2 separate regions of the Mus musculus genome follow, and region 2 is linked to region 1. The links are chromatin loops, found by intact Hi-C in ENCODE. Cell type or tissue: left cerebral cortex. All regions are shown on one strand. Links, peaks and the distances in the headings refer to the core of each region. The heading gives the core; the rest is flanking DNA.

Region 1 (9,635 bases), core at 1,056-9,055:
GAGTAGGTGTGGCCTTGTGGAGGAAGTGTGTCACTGTGGGGGTGGGCTTTGAGCTCCTCCTTTAGTGGCCTGGAAGACAGTCTGCTCCTGGTTGTTTTTGGATGAAGATGTGGAACTCTCAGCTCCTCCAGCTCCATGCCTGCCCGGATGCTGCCATGCTTCCCACCATGATGATAATGGACTGAACCTCTGAACCTGTAAGCCAGCCCCAATTAAATGTCCTTTATATAAGAGCTACCCTTGTCATGGTGTCTCTTCGCAGCAATAAAACCCTAACTAAGGCAAGTCTTAAGACCACATTCTCCCACGGATTATTAAGATCCCTTTATGAGGTTGGGCACTCTGTCACTCTGTGACCCAGCACTGCTATGGAAGAAGCAAGGGCTGCCCCTCATTAGCTGAGCACCTTGTTTGAGTTGCTCCAGCCCCTTATGCCTCACTTTTCTCTTCCCTCTTAGTGCTGAGGAAAATTACAATGTCTGCTTTACAGAAATGTTAGAATAATTATCTAAGTTCATGAGTAGAAAAAAAATTTAGGACAAAGATCCACTAAGTAGTTAGTACCAATCAAATTACTTATTTTGTTGTATAGTTATATCCCAACTTTAAACTATACATTCTTAATAGCTATCAGCAATGTTTCCAATAATTGTATTATATTGGTCATACAGAGGTGATCTTTAGATATACATCTTTGAACATTTCTGTGAGAGAACTTATTAGATAAATTCTTTTTGCTTTTTGTTTGTTTCTTTTGAGACAGGGTCTTCTTGGCTGCCCCAAACCTCCCTATTTAGAACAAATTGACCTTAAACTTAGGGAGATTGTCTCTATAAGATCTGGCTGTAGAGCATTCCTTAATTAGTTATACGATTCAGCCCATGGGTTCCTCCTTTCACAGAATTATTCCAGGATTCATGTGCCAGGGTGGTGACTTTACATGTCATAATGGCACTGGCGGCAGGTCCATCTACGGGGAGGAATTTGAGGATGAGAACTTCATCCTGAAGCATACAGGTCCTGGCATCTTGTTCATGGCAAATGCTGGACCAAACACAAACGGTTCCCAGTTTTTTATCTGCACTGCCAAGACTGAATGGCTGGATGGCAAGCATGTGGTCTTTGGGAAGGTGAAAGAAGACATGAACATTGTGGAAGCCATGGAGCATTTTGGGTCCAGGAATGGCAAGACCAGCAAGAAGATCACCATTTCTGACTGTGGAAAACTCTAATTTCTTTTGACTTGTGGGCGTTTTACCCATCAAACCGTTCCTTCTGTAGCTCAGGAGAGGGTCCCTACCCCATCTGCTCGCAATGTCCTGTAATCTCTGCTCTCACTGAAGTTCTTTGAGTTCCATATTTTCCTCATTCCCCTTCAAGTCTAGCTGGATTGCAAAGTTAAGTTTATGACTATGAATAAAAACTAAATAAGAAAAAAAAAAAAAAAGAAAGAAAGCCATGGTGAGCAAACCAGTAAGCAGCATTCCTCTATGGTCTTTGTGTCAGCTTCTGCCTTTAGGTTCCTTCCCTGTTTGAGTTCCTGCCCTGCCTTCCTTCAATGATAAATTACAACATAGAAGTGTAAGCCAACTATTTTCCTTTCCAAGTTGCTATAGTCATGGTATTTCATCACAACAATAGTAACCCTAACTAAGACAAGTTGGTACCAGGAGTGGGTGCCATGAGATACCTCACCATGTTGTTTTGGGGAGGATTGTGGAAGACTTTGGAACTTTGGGCTAGAAAAGCCTTTGTGTGTTGAGAGCTCAGTGGGATGTTCTGTAGAAGCTTGGTTGAGAACAGTATAGTCAATGGAGGCCTGAGACACTACAGTAAAACCTTTGCCTTTTTTGGACAATGGGTGCTGAACTGTTGGAGATGGAGATCCAGTTGTGATCATGAAGAGACCAGCATCATTGGAGTGAAGCCTTCTGGGAAGTACTTCCTCAGGCTCAGCACTAAGAAACTGTGTTCCCGAAGCAGCCATGTGCTGGCAGCCACACCAGGTGGAATTTGTTTGAAGACAGGAAGGGGTCATGGAGAGCAGTTAAGGCTTGTCACATCATCATTGACGTGAAGTCTTCTGGGAAGTGTTTCCCTTGAGCTCAGCATACAGAAGCTGTGTTCTAGAAGTGGCCTTGCACTGGCAGCCAAACTTGGTAGTATAAGAATCATCTATGTGGCACTGGTTTTGAAGGCATGAAGGGGTCATGGAGAGCAGCTGAGGGTTGGCATTGTGTGGCAGGGCTAAAGTTCCTGAAGAGAGCACAGAAGAGGCTATTGGTAAATGTGCAGCCCTGTTGCAGCAGGGACCCCAACATTTTGGAGATGTCAGTTTCATGGGATGACCAGCAAGAAGAGTAGTCATAGTAGAGTGGAGTCAGCTGGAGCCTCCTCCATGTGCATTGAGCAGCACCCCTCTACAGCCCCTGTATCAGCTCCTGCCTTCAGGTTTCTGTCCTGCTTGAGTTTCTGTCTTGACTTCATTCTGTGATGAACAGCAACTTGTTCTGCATGGTTCAGAGAGCAGAGCCAGAGAAGTGACCCAAGCCATTTGTAGAATGGTGAGTAAATCCCAGACATTAGATGTTGCGATATCCATAATGTCGGAGTAAGGTTTTTGTTTTATTTAGATTGTGACTGTGCTCTGCTTATCCCCCTTGGAAGTAAGAAAGCATTTAATTAATTTTATTTTACATGATCCCACAGTTGAGAGACTTTGAATTTTAAAAGACTTTGCCGTTTTTTAAGTATTTGTATTTTTAAGGACTGTAAGTTTTAAAATTTTTGGGATGTTTATATTAATGTGTGATCTTGAAGAAGTAAAGGAAAGAAGGGTTGTGGCTTAATGATGATGTACACGTGTGTCAAGTTGACCAAAGGGTCAATTATGCTGGATGGTTCTGTGTCAGCTTGGCACAGGCTGCAGTTATCTAAAAGGAGGGAGCCTCAGTTAAGAAAATGCCTGCATAGGATCTGGGTGTAGGGCATTTCTTAATTAGTGATTGATGGGATAGGGTTCAGCCCATGGTGGCTGGTGCCAGCCTTGGGCTAGTGGTCCTGGGTTCTATAAGAAAGCAGGCTGAATAAGCCATGAGGAGCAAGCCAGTGATCAGCACCCCTCCATGGCCCCTGTGTCAGCTCCTGCCTTCAGGTTCCTGTCCTGCTTGAGTCCCTATCCTGTCTTCCTTCTGTGATAAACAGTGGTGTGGACCTGAAAGAAGCCAAATAAACACTTTCCTTCCCAAGTTGCTTTGATTGTGGTGCCTGATCACAACAATAGTAACCCTGACTAAGACATCAAGAAGATCTAAATCTCTATTTGAAGGCCATAACGTGTTTTCTCATTAACCTAAAATGTCTAACCTGTCGACTTAAAGGAAGTTAAGGAATACTCAGGATCCAGTACACATGCGTCCACTTTCTCCAATAATAGCAAGCTGCATAGTTTGTATAATTTTCATCCACCTACATGTAAAACTCTATGTGACTTCGTCCCATGTGTGGATTTGTATAAACTACTTTATTTCTTTGGCTGAGTTTGTTTTACATCTGCCTTGTCCCTGTCACCTAGAAACATCAGTCTGCTCTACATCTCTATGACTGTGTCATTTTTAAGAACGGTATGTGAATGTGGTTGTACAGTATTTAGCCATTTGAGGCTGGCTTTCAACTAAGTGTGATTACCTTGTGATCCACCTTGGCTGAGCGTTGTAGAAGTTTATTCTTTTTTATTGCTTACTGGTAGTACATTGGTGTATGGTTCATCTGTTGAAGGACATTAGATTGCCTTTTGTGTTTGGTGATGAAAGTAAAATTGCTGTGAATATTCTATCTAGGTTTTTGTATAAGTATCTTTGGGACAAATGCCCTAAAGTGTGACAGGTGGGTTATAAGGCAGATACATGTTTGGTGTTTGAAGAAACTGCCAAGTTATTTCTTGAAGTTGTTGTATCCTTTTGCACTCTTCCCAGGAATACATGCATGGTGTGTCGTCTCCTTGTGCTGGGACCACTGAGGGCTGCCATTATTCTTTCCCACAGCTGTTCTAGCAATCTTGTGGTGAGCACACTAGGGCTTTACTTTGCGTTTCTGTAACGGCCAACAGTGCTAACAGTCTCTCACTCTGCTTGCTTGCTGGTCTTACCTCGTTCTTGGTAAGCAACTCTTCATTTCATTATACATTTTTAATTGTATATTTACTTTTTCTCCTTCCTTCTCCTTATCTCTTCCTACTCCTTAACTTTTGAGATTTGTATTCAGAATAAAAGTGCTTGTCCCCGTGTGAGGTTCATGTATTCTTCTCCGTCCTATAATCATAACACAATCTTTCACAGAGTAAATGTTTCAGGTGGGTCCTAGTTCATGTTCTTTTGCTGTGATAAAACACTGATCAAAACATCTTGGGGAGGGGAAGGGTTTATTGGGCTTATAGTTACAGTCCACCACCAAGGAACGTCAACAGGGACTCGGCAGGCACCTGGAGGCAGAGACTTACAGACGCTGTGGAGGATGGAGGACCACAGCTAACTGGCCTGTTCTCCATGGCTTGCTCATCTTATGTTCTTATTCAAGACCAGCTACTCCAGGATGGTACTGACTGTAGTCTGCTGGGCACCTCCCACACCCATCGACAACCAAGGAAGAAGTCTACAAGCCAATCTGATTCCTGGGTGGCTTTAATTTCTGTCAAGTTGAAGCAGTCTAACTAGCACATATATTAAGGGAATTAGTCTATGATTATCATATTTCTAGGAAATATCTTTCCTGGCTATGGTACCTTTGTTTCATAGTTTTTCTTTCTATTGTAGCCAATTTGATCATTATTTTAATTCGATGTCCATTTTATATTATACTTTCTCTAAACTGTACAAAATATATTTTTTTCCCAATTTGGCATCTGTAATTTGCTCTTCGATTTTGTTCAGCTGCCTCAAAAAACATAGCTCTTTACAAAAGATTTTTAATCATTGACATTTCAGCGATCCTGTCTTTATGTCACTGCTAATTTGAGATGTTAAAGTTGACCTCTAAAGAGTACACCCAAGTCTTGTGTCTGTCAATACAAAAGCTGACAATGTTGTCTCCCAGAGTAGCGTGCACTCTATATCCGTCCTTCTGCCATTCAAAACCCCATGATAGAACTGGATGTGTATCCCAGTGGTGTGAGGCACGCTGAATTCAATCCTAACTGCGCAGCATCAAACAGCAAATTCTACACAAAAGGGAAGTAAGAAGATGGCATGAAAGATTAAAAAGTATACATAGCTATAGGCAAATAAAAGAGTAAAATTTTATAGAATATTACATATAACTATGAAAATATATTTGAAATGATGAAAGAATTGATTTACTTAGAAAAATATAATTAATCAAAATTGAACAAAGAAATTGAATTGGTCAGTTTTCATGGAGGAAATGGAGATTTGCCATCGCAAAGGGGACTGAGACATGGCACAGCAGTAGTGGAAAAGTGACATCCACTTTACACTGGTAATGAATGGGCAGATCACAAAATAATAAGGTTTGTAAAACCAACTGCCCGGGGTTCCGTTTAATACAGCAGGCCTGCCAAAGCAAAAAGATGAAAGTGGTCGGATGCCTTCTCATTTCTTTTAAGTTAATGACTGTATAATTTTTCTCCAGAGAAAAGATGTTGTATATAGAAATGAACAGATGTGGGTCTGGGGCCCTGGTTCCACTTTGTTTAATTACTGAATTTTATCTGTTTATTCTAGAAGCCTCCAGATGGCAGCATTTTCCTGTGGAAGAGATGCTGGGTGCTTGTGGCTCAGCTCTGCTTTGCTTTCTAACAGCACCCAGGAGTCAGGCTGTCAACAGGAGGAGACAGGAGGAAAGGTGGGAGACATGTTCCAGAATATTCTGAGCTGTTATACTCTAATGTACCATCCACAAAGAACCTTTGTGAGTTGACAGCTTGCATAGGCAGTTCCCCAACAACCATAATAGAAAGAGGGTTTAATTATTTTATATATATAAAGCAATATATATACCCTGTTTTTATATAACAAAATTTATTGATATATGCATATATATATGTATATATCTTATTTTACTTATTCACTTTACATACTGCCCGTTGCCCTTCTTCTGGTCACCTCCTCCCACAATCTTTTACCCCACCCTCCTGAAACAGGTATTTTATTTTGAGTTAAGTTTGTAACACTCTGGTTAGAAAGCTGATTTGTGTGTGTGTGTGTGTGTGTTTTGTTCTTCACATACCACTTGCACAGAAATGATTTTTATTTTTCATATTTTAAACCTTGGGCAGTGAAGAGTCAAGATTGCAATCACGCAGACGCTAACACTCAACCCTTATTAACTGCAATCGTCATGGTGTGGCGACCCCCAACCATAACATTATTTCGTTGCTACTTCCTAACTGTGATTTTGTTGACGTGATGAATCATAATGTAAATATCCAATGTTCGACCCTTGTGAGGAGCCGGGACCCACAGGTTGAGAACCACTGCTGCGGAGCCAGTCCTCGGCGCTCTGCTTATCATGGCATTCTCTGGTCCCAACATCCCGCTTCTCCTCACACCTGGAGTAAACCAGAGGCCTTCGATGCCTCTGAACCATCTGCCCTTCCCGCCCCTCTCAGCATCTTCTGTCACTTTGTTGTAACGCTGCTCTTTCTTCCTTGAATGCAATTATGTCTTTTCTGTGTCAGGATCTTCGCTTCCCAGCACCTCTAGGGTTGTGTGGCTCGCTTACCCATTCAAGTCTTTCAGCTATCATTTTTCAGAGAGTTCTTCCCTGATCACTACCCCCTTCTCTTCATTGTGTCTTTATTCCCCCCATATTAAAATAAAGAAAATATCTGATGCGTTCTCGTGTGTCTTAACCAAACACAATATAAATTCCATGAAAAGATGGGGCTTTTTTTTTCTGTCTTCCTTAATCTATAAAAATGCCCAACATATGCCACATACTAGGTGCTCAATAATGAGTTTGTTGATTGAATGAAAGAACAGAGCAAACTTCAGTCAATTTATATGTCCATTTCATCCGTTTTGATATAGCATGTAGCAAATAGAACACAGAAGCTCAAACTCTGTTGAGAGATAGTAGTAATTGTCAGTACTGGCATCATTTTCTACGTTTTTTTTAATTTTTATTTTGTTCTTTTCATTTCTTACTTTTCTTTTTTTCTTTCCTTTTCCCTTTTTCTTTTCCTTTCTTCCTTCCTTTTTTATTTATTATTTCCTAAGCATATATTTGATTTTAAAAACCACCCCCCCAAGGGTTAAGAGCACAGTCTGCTCTTCCAGAGGTCCTGAGTTCAATTCCCAGCAACCACATGGTGGCTCACAACCATCTGTAATGGATCAGATGCCCTCTTCTGGTGTGTCTGAAGACAGCTATAGTGTACTCACATACATAAAATAAATCTTCAAAAACAAAACAAAAACACCCCCAAGAAATTCCACAAGTCCCTCCCACAGATAGAGCCATGGCAAAGGCTGCTGAGAAGAGAGGAATTGTTCTTGACTAAGAATGAGGTCCCTGATAGATTATCTAGTCCTGTTATTCCTAAACATATAAATATACACTAGACTCGGAGGTGTGTGTGTGTGTGTGTGTGTGTGATAATAATTAAAACAAGAGGCTATGAGGTGTGAGGAAAACCCCCCAACCATAAAAAAAACTTAATAAAAAGTTCTCCCTAAATTTACCAGTGATCATATAAATTATAGCAGCCTGATATCTCTAGCACTTACATAATTAAAAGTGGGATCAGCATCAAATTATCCCATAAGAGATCATTGAAATTAATTCTTAAATGAAGGTAATTTTATTGAGAACTTCTGTAAGTCACTGAAAGAGCTTGTCACGGATGTCAGAAGAGTATCTGCATTAGTAATCCCGGATGATACTTCGTCCTGCAAACAGCTCTCAGGCATAGAAGCTGCAGGCTGGAGAGTGCAAGGTGAGAGTAAATGAAGACTTGAGATCCACTCACTCAGGCTGCATCTCAGCTGCAGTTCAGTTCCTGGTACTGCTACCAGCCGGTCCTCGCCTTGTGAGTGGACTGCATCCTGCATGCACATGTGCAAAGAAAAAGTCCGAGAAATTCTACTAAGTTAAAAGAAATTCATTAAATACTCTTTCCATTTGCATGGATATAGTTATAACCACAGTGCATGAATTCACTAATTAAAGTTTTAATAAAATATTCTATTATAAAGGATATTCGAATAATTTCTTAATTTTTTTCCTTGGTACTAAGAAAAACAATTCCAAGCTGAATTATATTACATATTTTCTTGGAAGAATAATAAAGGACTTAATTTTTCATAGAATCTTACTGAGTACTCCTCTCAGTTTTCTAAATGCCCAATACCTTAACTTTTATTGAAAAAATGATTATGATTATTTTGTTCATACTTATAAAATAATAACTTTAATCTGTTATTCTATAATGTCCTAAGCACTATGCTGAGCGTATTCAAATTACTTGACAAATATTCCTGGGCTAGGCTTGGAAGCTGGATGTCTTCATCATAGGGCTTCAGTGGCTCTAACTTCTCACTTACTTGGTGAAATCTTCAGAACTGTCTGAACTTGGTGGCCTACTCCTTCCCTTTCCTTAGGCTTCAGAGGTCTTGTAGCCTAGGCTGGCCTCAAACTTGAGTGCTTGATTACAGACATACCACCTTGCCCAGTTTTATGTGGTGCTGGGAATGGAAGTCAGGGCTCTGTGTATGGCAGGCAAATACTGTACCAATTAAGTAACATACCTAGCTCCGAATGGCTAAAACTTTTAATGAAGGAAAGCCCATGTATCATGACAAATCAGGTCAAGTTAGCATAAATTGTGCAGGAGAGTAATGAAGCTCCTTCATGTTTTATCGCCATAAAACCAGTGACATGTTAAGGAATTGCTGCCTATAACAGTAGTATTGCTTCGGTTTATTTCCACAGGTACAAATCTGATGCATGTGTGTCTTGTACCTTTTCAATGAGATCCTCACTAATTGTCTTTAGTGATGTCTTAGTTACTTTTCCACTTGTGTGATAAGATACCATGACCAAAGCAACTTATAGAAGAAAGCCTATATGAGGAGTTCAGAGTTTCAGAGTATGAGTCCATGATCACTATGTCGGGATCATGGCAACAGGGAGGCAACAGGTATGCTAGAGTTTACTCCAACAAGGTCACACCTCCTAATCTTTCCCAAACAGTTCTATCAACTGGGAACCAAGTATTCAAACATATGTTCCTATGGAGACCACTCTTATTCAAATACCGCAGACTATTTCTTGCCTTGACTTAACACAGGGTAATTCATCATAGGGAAGCTTTTTGATGCAGAAACTAAAACCTTCTCAGTTATATGACAAGATCACAGTACATTTTTCTAGCATAACAAGGTGGATATAATGGACATCTGTAGTTCATTTCTGCTTAGCATCCGTTCCCCTATAATGATATCAAGTACACCTCTTCAGGGAACCATCCTCCACCACTGGTTCATTTATATCTATGTTTAGGGTATGTGGCAGGAGCAAGAGGTTGAATTATGTTCTGATGTTGATGGTTGGTACACAACAGTTGGGAGTCATGCATGTCTTTCTCTTAGTTAGGGTATCTATCACTGTTTAAAACA
Region 2 (9,635 bases), core at 611-8,610, 2.0 Mb after region 1:
TCTTAACCCTCAAGAGTACAAATAGTCTGAAACTCCGAATAAAGCTGGCTACTCCGAGAGACATTAGTCTATCTCATTTATTGGATCCATTCCTCCAGGCCTCACGTCCTCTAGAAAATAAACACTGGTACTCACGCAGCGAGCAATATATTAACAGACCTGCCTCCCCAGCCTAATTTCCATCTTGTTCAAGATAAACAATTTGGTGCTTTGAGGTCCGTTTACGTTGCTGTTGGGTTTTTGTCTCTGCAACCAGAGTTTACTCAGGCTTGTGGTTTATGAAGTTCTAGTGCATTGTGGTGTTCAGGGCAGAGTGGGGCAGAGCAAAGAAGTTCATGCCAAGGCAGAGAGGCTCAGCAAGAGAGGAGAAAACAGCCAGGGAAGCCAAGGAAGACCTCAAGGACACTCCCAGCTACCCACTCCCCGCCTATAGGTTTCCTTTTCCTGGAGCAATATGAAATCCATTTTAAATTATTGACCAAATTACCCCACTTACAATTTTTTTAATGATCCATGTTTACGGTTGGTTTCCATGAATATAGAGAGATTATTAGACTAACGAAGCAGAAATTTGATATTATTTAACCCAATATTTGTTGTGACCTCTGCCATACCCACACTTTTAAAAAATCAAGTTTATAGTCTGCCACACTCTAATAGAATGTAGTAGCCTATCCCAGGCTGGGATCTGGGCTTCTGGAGGCAAATGGCTGTTGTTAGGGTTATCTCCAATTCCTGGCGTTTGTGCCTCCACCGACAAATGCCTATTTGCAATTTTTTATTTTTTACTGTGTGCCACAAATTTCAGGTCTTGGTTTCCACCACGTCTCCCAGAGGTTAAACTCAGGTCATCAGACGTGTGCACCAAGTTCTTTCATCTGATTAACAATCTTACTGCTACTACACATGTGTGTATGTATGTGTACATGTGTGTGCATGTGTGTGCCTGCATATACATGTGTTCATGTGTGTGCTTGTGTGTGTGTGTGCCTGGGTGGATGTATGTGCGTGCCTGTGTGGATGTGTGTGCCTACGTGTATGCATGTGCATGTGTGTGTGGCCGTGTGTGCACATGCACATGTGTATGCATGTGTAGTTTTCATATAACTATGCACTGTATGTTGGGAACAAACATTCTCCTTGCTGACATTATTACTCTCCTTTTTTCACCTCTCCTATTACCCTTCTTTAGCCTTTTGGACAGTTTTATGTGCGTGTGTGTGCGCACGTGTGTGTGTGTGTGTGTGTGTGTGTGTGCCCGCGTTAGACCTGTGCATGCTTTTACATGTCTGTAAAAAGTCTAGGAACCATAAGTGAAATAAACCCTCTGACACTGGTGGAGGAGAGAGAACTCAGTGGTGAGAGGCACTCCCTCGCTGGCTGCTCTTGCAGAGGACCGGGTTTGATTCCCAGCGCCCATGTGGTGGCTAACAGTCCCCTATCAGAAGACCCTGCACCTCTTCTGGCTGGCCCCCTCCTTGCTCTCTCATTTAACCAGTAACTAAAAGGATTCCTTTACTCTCCTCTTTAAAAACACTAGAAGCCAAGAAATGAGCCATAATGCCTTCTTAGTCTTCGACGTTTGTGAACATTTCCACAGAGTCTATCCTCTTGGGTGGTTTTATTCTGTGGGAAGTCTGACAATGGTACCCACGATGGGGCCTTTTCCTAAACACCTGGTGTTCCCCTGCCTAGCCACACCCCATTCCTTCAGCAGCAAATATCCACTGACACTGAGATGAAACTTAGCAGCAACAACTTCAAACACTATGCTCCCTGTGTGCTGGATGATTCCTGAACCATCATACTTCTCCAGGCCTTCATCCCTGCCCTTCCCAGTGTGACTACACAGGTCTTCCTAGAGAGAGATGGAGTTAACACACACACACACACACACACACACACCTCTTACATCTCAGCTGGCCACATGGTTTGCTTTATGAATAGCATGGAGCAAAGGCCAGAGCCAGCAACTCCTAAACATCATACTTCTTACTCCACTGGGCTGTGGAACCATAGATAAGTTACTTAACTGCACCTCTGTCTTTCCACCTGCAAAATGGGTACGTAACTGTAGCACTGTCATGATGTCCCAATGCTTAGAGCTGTTGTTGGCATGAAATAAATGCTGATTGTTTATTAAATATACAAAAGGAAGGTCATGGTGTCTTTTCACAGCAAAGAACCTAAGACTGTGCCCATTTAAGTCCTTTGTAAAGGAATTTGAAAAGGAGAAAATTTTGAATATTAATTTTTCAATGGTGTTTACCAAAAAAAAAGAGAAATTTAAATCTGCAATGTATTAACATTTTGAAATTTTTTAAAGATTTATTTATTTTATTTATATGAGCACACTGTAGCTATCTTCAGACACACCAGAAGTGGACATTGGATCCCATTACAGATGGTTGTGAGCCACCATGTGGTTGCTGGGAACTGAACTCAAGACCTTTAGAAGAGCAGTCAGTGCCCCTAACCACTGAGCCATCTCCCCAGGCCGACATTTGAACTTTTTAAATTTTTGAACTTTCAAGGGAAAGATAAAATCCAGGAATGACTTCTTGTTGCGTGACAGGTTTTGCCTGGGGAGACACAACCCATACCTACCCACCCAGCCCAGGAGACGAGCTTACCAGCTGCGGTCCTGGAACACACTGCACAGCCGGCAGGCAGCTCAGCAGGTCAGTGTGCAGTCTTTCCAGGAGGTTCAGTGGGTCTGAGCTTCCTCCAGGGGGCTGGGCATACCTCAACCTTTGCAGCTTGACTCATCTGGCAGTGACTGGCAGCAGGCTTTACCATTTACCTACGCTTGGAGAAGGAGGAACTTGGTGAACCTGGTCAGTTTCAGGGACTTGCTGAAGCTATTTTTATATTGTTTGCTTCCTATGTCCATGGAACTTCCCTTCAAGATGACCTTCCCATCTTCTGGCTTCGAAGAGCTAAAACTCCATCTCAATTGTGCCCACCTGCTGGACCGGAGTTACTCCCTGACAAGATTGCTCACCCAGTCACCCAGAGGGCAGAGAGACCAACAGCTCCTCTCTTTACCAGAGCCAAGTCCCCAGTCCACATCTTACAAAACATCAGTAATTTTGGGATCCAAAATGAACTCAAAACCCAGGGTCTCTTACTTTCCTGGGTAACCTAGACCAGGGTATGCTGAAGATGATGGAGCTGCAGACAATTATCCAAAACTAGAAGACAGCAGTTCCTGGAGGGTCTTAAACGCTGTGTTGAGGAGTGAGAGCAGACAGTCTTGCACATTTCTGTTCTTACTTGAAATGCCTTTCAGGTTTCGTTATTTGGAATATTTGTAAGAAAGTCTGAGGGAGCAAAGTATTAGTCTAGAGCGAAGATTAGCCAACTACAGTACAAGCCACACTTGCTGCCAAGTTTTGTTGATAAGATTTATTGGAACACAGGTGTGCCCATTTGTTTAAACATGATGTGTGTCTGCTTCAGTGGAAACCACGACAGAAAGAAAGGGGTACAGGGGTCTCCATGTCTTCACTCAGTATTTCCCAGTGATCCCTAGTCACAAGAGACCACACCGTGGTGTGAGACAACCCCCAAAGCTCATAGGTTTATTATATTCCTCACTCCCACAAAGCCAGACCTCCAAGTTTGCCTCGAATCTTGAAATGGTGCACGAAGCATCTGTAGGGCAGAGGGAAAGAACATGAGAAGTTCTCACACCCAGTCTTCTACACTACGGACCAGGGCATCCACTCCAGGCAGATTAACAATTTATAAAACTCCACCACCTCCAGAGACACAGGAGATGAGGCCTGGGAGCAAAGCAAATGCTGATGTTCAAAATGTAACAAAGCAGGCTGGAGAGGTGGCTCAGAGGTTAAGAACACTGACTGCTCTTCCAGAGGTCCTGAGTTCAATTCCCAGCAACCACATGGAGGCTCACAATCATCTGTAACGGGATCTGGTGTGTCTGAAGACAGCAACAGTGTACTCATTAAAAATAAATCGATCTTTTTTTTTTTTTAATGTAACAAAGCAATAACGTTGGTTGTCAACTTGACAGGACCTAGAATCACGAAAGGCTATGGGCGTGCCTACAAGGGATTCGATGGAGTAGGTTGGCTAAGGTAGGGAAGCCTGGCCTAATTGGGAGATAACACTCTCAGGGCTGGAGTCTTGAATGAAAAGAAACCAAGCTGAGCAGCCGGGGTTCCTGCTCCCTGACTGTGGGTGTAACAGGGCCAGCAGCTGCAAGTTCCCGCCCCCCTGGGACTTCCACGAGGAGCTGGTCGCTGGAACTTTGAGCCAGAATAAACCCCGCATTCCTTGAGTTGCTTTTGTCAACGTATTTTATCACCACAACAGAAACTGTAACTAAGACAGATGGTGTTATTGTGGCAGAAATTTCTAGGAAACTGAGTCACCAAGCCATAGCCGTGTTCCATTGGGGAAAGGAGAGTTCACTACACTGGTCCCCAAACCACACTGTAGTGGTGTCAGCCCCAAGTCTTGGGTCCAATATCCTTTATTAGGTGGGAGTATGGAAGCAAGCCAACATGTCCGTTCAGGGGTGGCAGGGCAGTGTGAAAAGTCACTTACCACACCTCCTCCGTGCCTTCTGTTTCTGGAGATAACCACAAGCAGGAGGGGACATCTCAGTGGAACTCGAGCCCTGGGGAATTTCCGTTGTTTTAACACATGGCAGTTTGAGGACTCTCCACCCCATTCTCTCCTCTCCTTTGTCAGAATCCCTTGTGACCCTTCTCAAGGCACCTCTGATGCCGGTGGAGGGCATGGAGTCTATCTGTTGCTCTCCTGTTTCTGGTGACAAAAGTTAGGCATGGACCCAACAGGACAGCCAGGAGGATCATACCCAGGGGCGAGGCAGAAGCAGCCATGGGCTCCCGGAGGTCCAGGTGTCACCACCCCAGGAAGGTCCTTTTGTCGAGTCTCCGACCTTGCTTTCCACCAGCCATGTGGTATTTTCTCTACGATCCCTAAGTGGTTTGTGCAGAAACAGCAATCTTTTCCTCTGAAGACACACCTATGTCACCTTTCAGCTATGATTTCGTAAGGCTTCTGTCTAGTTCTGCAAGGCGACTGTAACTCTGCTGGCCTAGCCTGAGGCCCTCTTCGATTTGATTGGACAGCTGGCTATGCCCGACCTGTTGGATCCTGAGCTTAGTTGCTCCTGTGACAGCAGCGCCATTGAGGGGCATCTCCAATAACGTTGAGAGTAAGATGGGATTCCTCTCTTTCCGGTGATGAGGGCCTTAATATTGGTCTACCTCTGGTACAAGGAGAATATCTAGGTCTGGAGTCAGGAATACCATCCTGCCATCCCCCACTGGGTAACAGGTTCCATCTGCACAATCGAAGCATGTGCCATTTAGGCCTTGGTTCAAGTCACCAAGGTGCAGCTTTCCCCTGCTTCCCCTGCCTGGACATGTGGACCCGTCAGGCGGGAGTCAGCAGGGCTGTCCAAGACTGTTTGGCTTTCTAGAGTTGGGCTAGTGACCCCAGCACGGGTTAAGTTGCCTGGCTGGTCTTCACACAGATCTAGCAACCAACCGTTTTCCCAGTTCTAACTCCACCAAGCCACTTGCAAGTTGAAGCGTTTTCACTAGAGGGCGCCAGAGTCAAATCTGGATAAATCTGGTTTTTTCTCAGGATGGAGCAGAGGCTCATGGGTGGAGCCAATTGACCTCGCTCTCAGGCATAGAGGCACTGGCGGAAGCTCTAACCATTTGAGGGTCCATCCGTCTGTTTCATCCCTGCCTTCACACATCCCAACCCAAAGATACCAGGACCACCCCTGTTCTAACTTTGTTATCTTTAGTTTCAGAGTATCTCTTGTCCCGCTTCCGGGCTAGTCCCTGACAAGGAGACCCCTTGTCCTTCCGCGGGTGCACTGTCCTATGCCCCTGGCAAAGTTAAGTCCACACGGTCACAGCTTCTTAAGAAGGACCGGTATTTTCCCCCACAGTGATGTTCCTTCCAGGGGACTCATCCATATGCTATGCATGCCAATTGTTGCAAATTTCCTGGGACAGGGCTCAGTGCCGCTGCGTTTCTCTGTGATGGCTGAAGGACTGACAGTAATTGGCTTTCTCCTAGTCCATGCACCATCTGAAGGAGAGAAGACGGGGTCCCAAAGGGGGGTAGTTAGTTTTATTGAGTGGTCTCCCACAGAGCAATCCCATGGTTCACAGAATCAGTATTACCTACTGGCCTGGAGGCTCCAACAATGTCGATGCGTCTTTGGTGAGCTTCCCTGTGGGAGGGGTTACCATGGAGATGGCTGCTCCTGTGTCAAAGATGAAGTCCATCTTTGCTTGGGCCCAGCATCTATTTTGACGATGGGCTCCTAGGGCCAATTGTGACCGAACCTGGCGGTGCTCGGTCTGACCTGTCTCCCAGGTGACAGCCTCAGCCCTCGTGGGGGCTTCAGTTTCATTGCAGCTATGCTAGGGACCTCTTTTTGTTTGGGGTTTGGGCACTCATTCTTCCATTCGCCTTTCCCCTTGCAATAGACACACACACACACACACACACACACACACACACACACACACACACACACTGGTGCAGAGTTCCTGCCATATCGAGGGAGTAGACTTTGCAGACAGCCCTCTATCTAGTCTCCACCAGGGGACACCCCCTCTGTCTGATGCCTACCTGGCCTGCCACCTAGTGGTAACTTACTAACGCAGGCCCACACCCTTCGCTCACCCCATAGCCACCACCTGACCCCAATGGCTTTTTATCAGGTACCATTTAGACACTCAAAAATCACAACTTTGGTCCAAATTGATCACCCTTTGGCTGCCGGGTAGTGTGGTTCATAGGATATGCCACAGTGCACAGGAGGCAAGAGCCTTTCCCAACAAATAAGGGCAAAGCCAACGGAGCACGCCAACCTGCCACAGAATATTGGGTGCCAAATTGTGCTTCCAAATTAATAGCTAATGAGGTTACTCTCATTAGTGTTCTAAACAGAATATTCAAAGGCAATTATACAGAATGTTTTATCAATATGAACTGTAGGTGTTTTCCTTCTTAAATTGTTTATTATCCATAAGCCCCCATCCAAACCTTGTTGTCCCTTGGCCAGAGCTTCCATTTAGTAACTAGTGATCAATATATACACGTTGATCTGGGGTAAAGAATAAATGTAAATCGAGAATTTCACCATCTCAATTGAACCAATTATTCAACATCTGGGAGAAAGACCAAGGAAATATGAACACATAATGCCCTGTGTAATTATAAAGCATTATGAAAAATTAATGCTTATAACAAAATAAATGTCAGTAATTATATTAATGATATTATATTGTATCATTTCATCAAAAGGATTTGCCTGCATTATCACTACAATTAGCCCAATTTTATGTTAGAAAAACAAACTTTACTTTGACTAGCTAATACATGAAGCAGGGTGGGGTGGACATTTCGATCCTTACAATCGAGAGGAACGTCCCCTTCAGCCTGAATACAGCTTGAGGTGGAAACTACGCTTTTGATTATATTTGAGACTGCTGTGATCAGAAACCATGACTAAGGCAATCTTTTTTTTTTCCAGTGTTTCGTGTGATTTTATTTTCTCCCTTCAACCATAATAATATGATATCCAAATTTTGTCTTAACAGGTGGGTCTGTTACTACAGGGTTATCCATCCCATTTGTAGGCAAGGCAAACGCTGCTTCCTGAAATGACCCCACCATGGAGCCTCTGGTCATCCAACCAGAGTCACCCCCTGTCTGGGTTTATCTTCACTATTTTGTGTGGCCACTTCACTGACTCTCATCCCAGACTTTAACTTTTCCATGGCTTCCATGATTCCCCCATGGTTTTCACATAGAGTGTGTCTGACCTTTACTGCATTGCCACCGCCTTCAGGACCCTGAGACTTCTTGTCAGCACTGTCACTCCCAGAGGCTGCACCTCCTTCCCCTCCTTCTCCAGAACCAGTTTTCCCCTTCAGCGGCATCTCTTAAGCATGCAGTTGAACTCTCTAGCAACTAAGGTAAGTCTTATAACATTTAATTGGGGCTGGCTTACAGGTTCAGAGGTTCAGTTCATTATCATCAAGGTGGGAGCATGGCGGAACCCAGGAGGCATGGACACGGGAAGAGCTGAGAGGTCTACATCTTCATCTGAAGGCTGCTAGCAGAATACTGACTTCCAGGCAGCTAGAGGGTCTTAAGCCCGTGCCCACAGTGACACACCTATTCTAACAAGGCCACACCTCCTAATAGCGCCACTCCCTGGGCCAAGCATATACAAACTATCACAGAGATATAGGTTGTTTTTAAAGAATTTGCACATTAGCACAGCTTCATAAACTGTGGGTCACGAGCTGGAGAGATGGCTCTGCAGTTAAGAGCACTGACTGCTATTCAAGAGGTCCTGAGTTCAATTCCCAGCAACCACATGGTGGCTCACAACCATATGTAATGGGATCTGATGCCCTCTTCTGGTGTGTCTGAAGACAGCGACAGTGTGCTCATGTAACAAAATAAGTAAATCTTTAAAACAACAACTATGAGTCACAGCTCCACATGGAGTCACAGAACTAGCACAGGTGTTGTGAAAGGGTTCCTATCACATATTGATAATCATTCATTCATAATGGAGATTGTAAGGAACCTGAGCAGCCCTGGCAGCGCTTGCCAACGTCACCTCTGAACCAACAGCTTGCTTGGCACCATAAACACTGTCACAGCCACCACCACAGCCACTGCCACAGCCACTCCCTCAGCCACAGCTACTGCCTCAGCCACAGCCACAGCCCACAACACAGCTGGGACACCTGGGTTCACTTCAAGACTCCCGTGTGCTATGGTGGCATTTTACTATCCATACAAACATCCTGCTCTTCTACAAACATAATCACTTAATCACAGGAAACTTTAGTATCTCACTGCCATTGTTCCTTATCCTGTAAGTATCAAATGAGTATAGCGTTTGACTATTAGAGCAGAACATTTGGTTTTTAAAATTGCTGTTTGAGGGCTGGCAAGATGCCAGGTAAAGACATTTTACCAAAACAACATGCGCTCAGTCTCCAGAACCCACACAGTGGAAGAAGAGAACGGGCTTCCACACCATCCCAACTTCCAGTAGCCCCATGATGCTCTGTGTGTGAGTGTGTGTGTGTGTGAGTGTGTGTGTGAGTGTGTGTGTGAGTGTGTGTGTGAGTGTGTGTGTGAGTGTGTGTGTGAGTGTGTGTGTGAGAGTGTGTGTGTGTGTGAGTGTGTGTGAGTGTGTGTGTGAGTGTGTGTGTGTGAGTGTGTGTGTGAGTGTGTGTGTGTGTGAGTGTGTGTGTGAGTGTGTGTGTGTGAGTGTGTGTGTGTGAGTGTGTGTGTGTGAGTGTGTGTGTGTGTGAGTGTGTGTGTGTGTGAGTGTGTGTGAGTGTGTGTGTGTGAGTGTGTGTGTGTGTGTGAGTGTGTGTGTGAGTGTGTGTGAGTGTGTGTGTGAGTGTGTGTGTGAGAGTGTGTGTGTGTGAGTGTGTGTGTGTGAGTGTGTGTGTGAGTGTGTGAGTGTGTGTGTGTGAGAGTGTGTGTGTGTGTGAGTGTGTGTGTGTGAGTGTGTGTGTGTGTGTGAGTGTGTGTGTGTGTGAGTGTGTGTGTGTGAGTGTGTGTGTGTGTGTGTG

Evidence for each region. A loop is a pair of places that touch in the nucleus more often than their neighbours do. Peaks named below come from ENCODE experiments on the same cell type or tissue, not always from the same donor. Only the 100,000 strongest peaks of a DNase experiment are listed, where the experiment ranks them.
Region 2: a loop joins it to region 1, with 4 times the contacts of the local background. A loop is called at or near these places in 5 of 42 quality-filtered maps.

Annotation. Positions count from the first base shown.
Region 1 is chr17:63,570,017-63,579,651 of GRCm38, forward strand. It overlaps the pseudogene Gm5497. Among named protein-coding and RNA genes, the nearest start is that of Fbxl17, 74 kb to the left of the region's middle. In left cerebral cortex, for the core only: a CTCF peak has its summit at 5,742 (motif pointing right); a DNase peak (open chromatin) is centred at 5,790.
Region 2 is chr17:65,552,807-65,562,441 of GRCm38, forward strand. It overlaps Gm35400 (a long non-coding RNA gene), which reads right to left and starts at 7,232. Exons shown (of 4, transcript XR_385703.3): 1 at 6,201-7,232; 2 at 4,850-6,105; 3 at 4,576-4,648; 4 at 3,334-3,657. It also overlaps the pseudogene Gm49866. In left cerebral cortex, for the core only: CTCF peaks have their summits at 5,608 (motif pointing right) and 6,677 (motif pointing left); DNase peaks (open chromatin) are centred at 4,367, 4,602 and 5,594.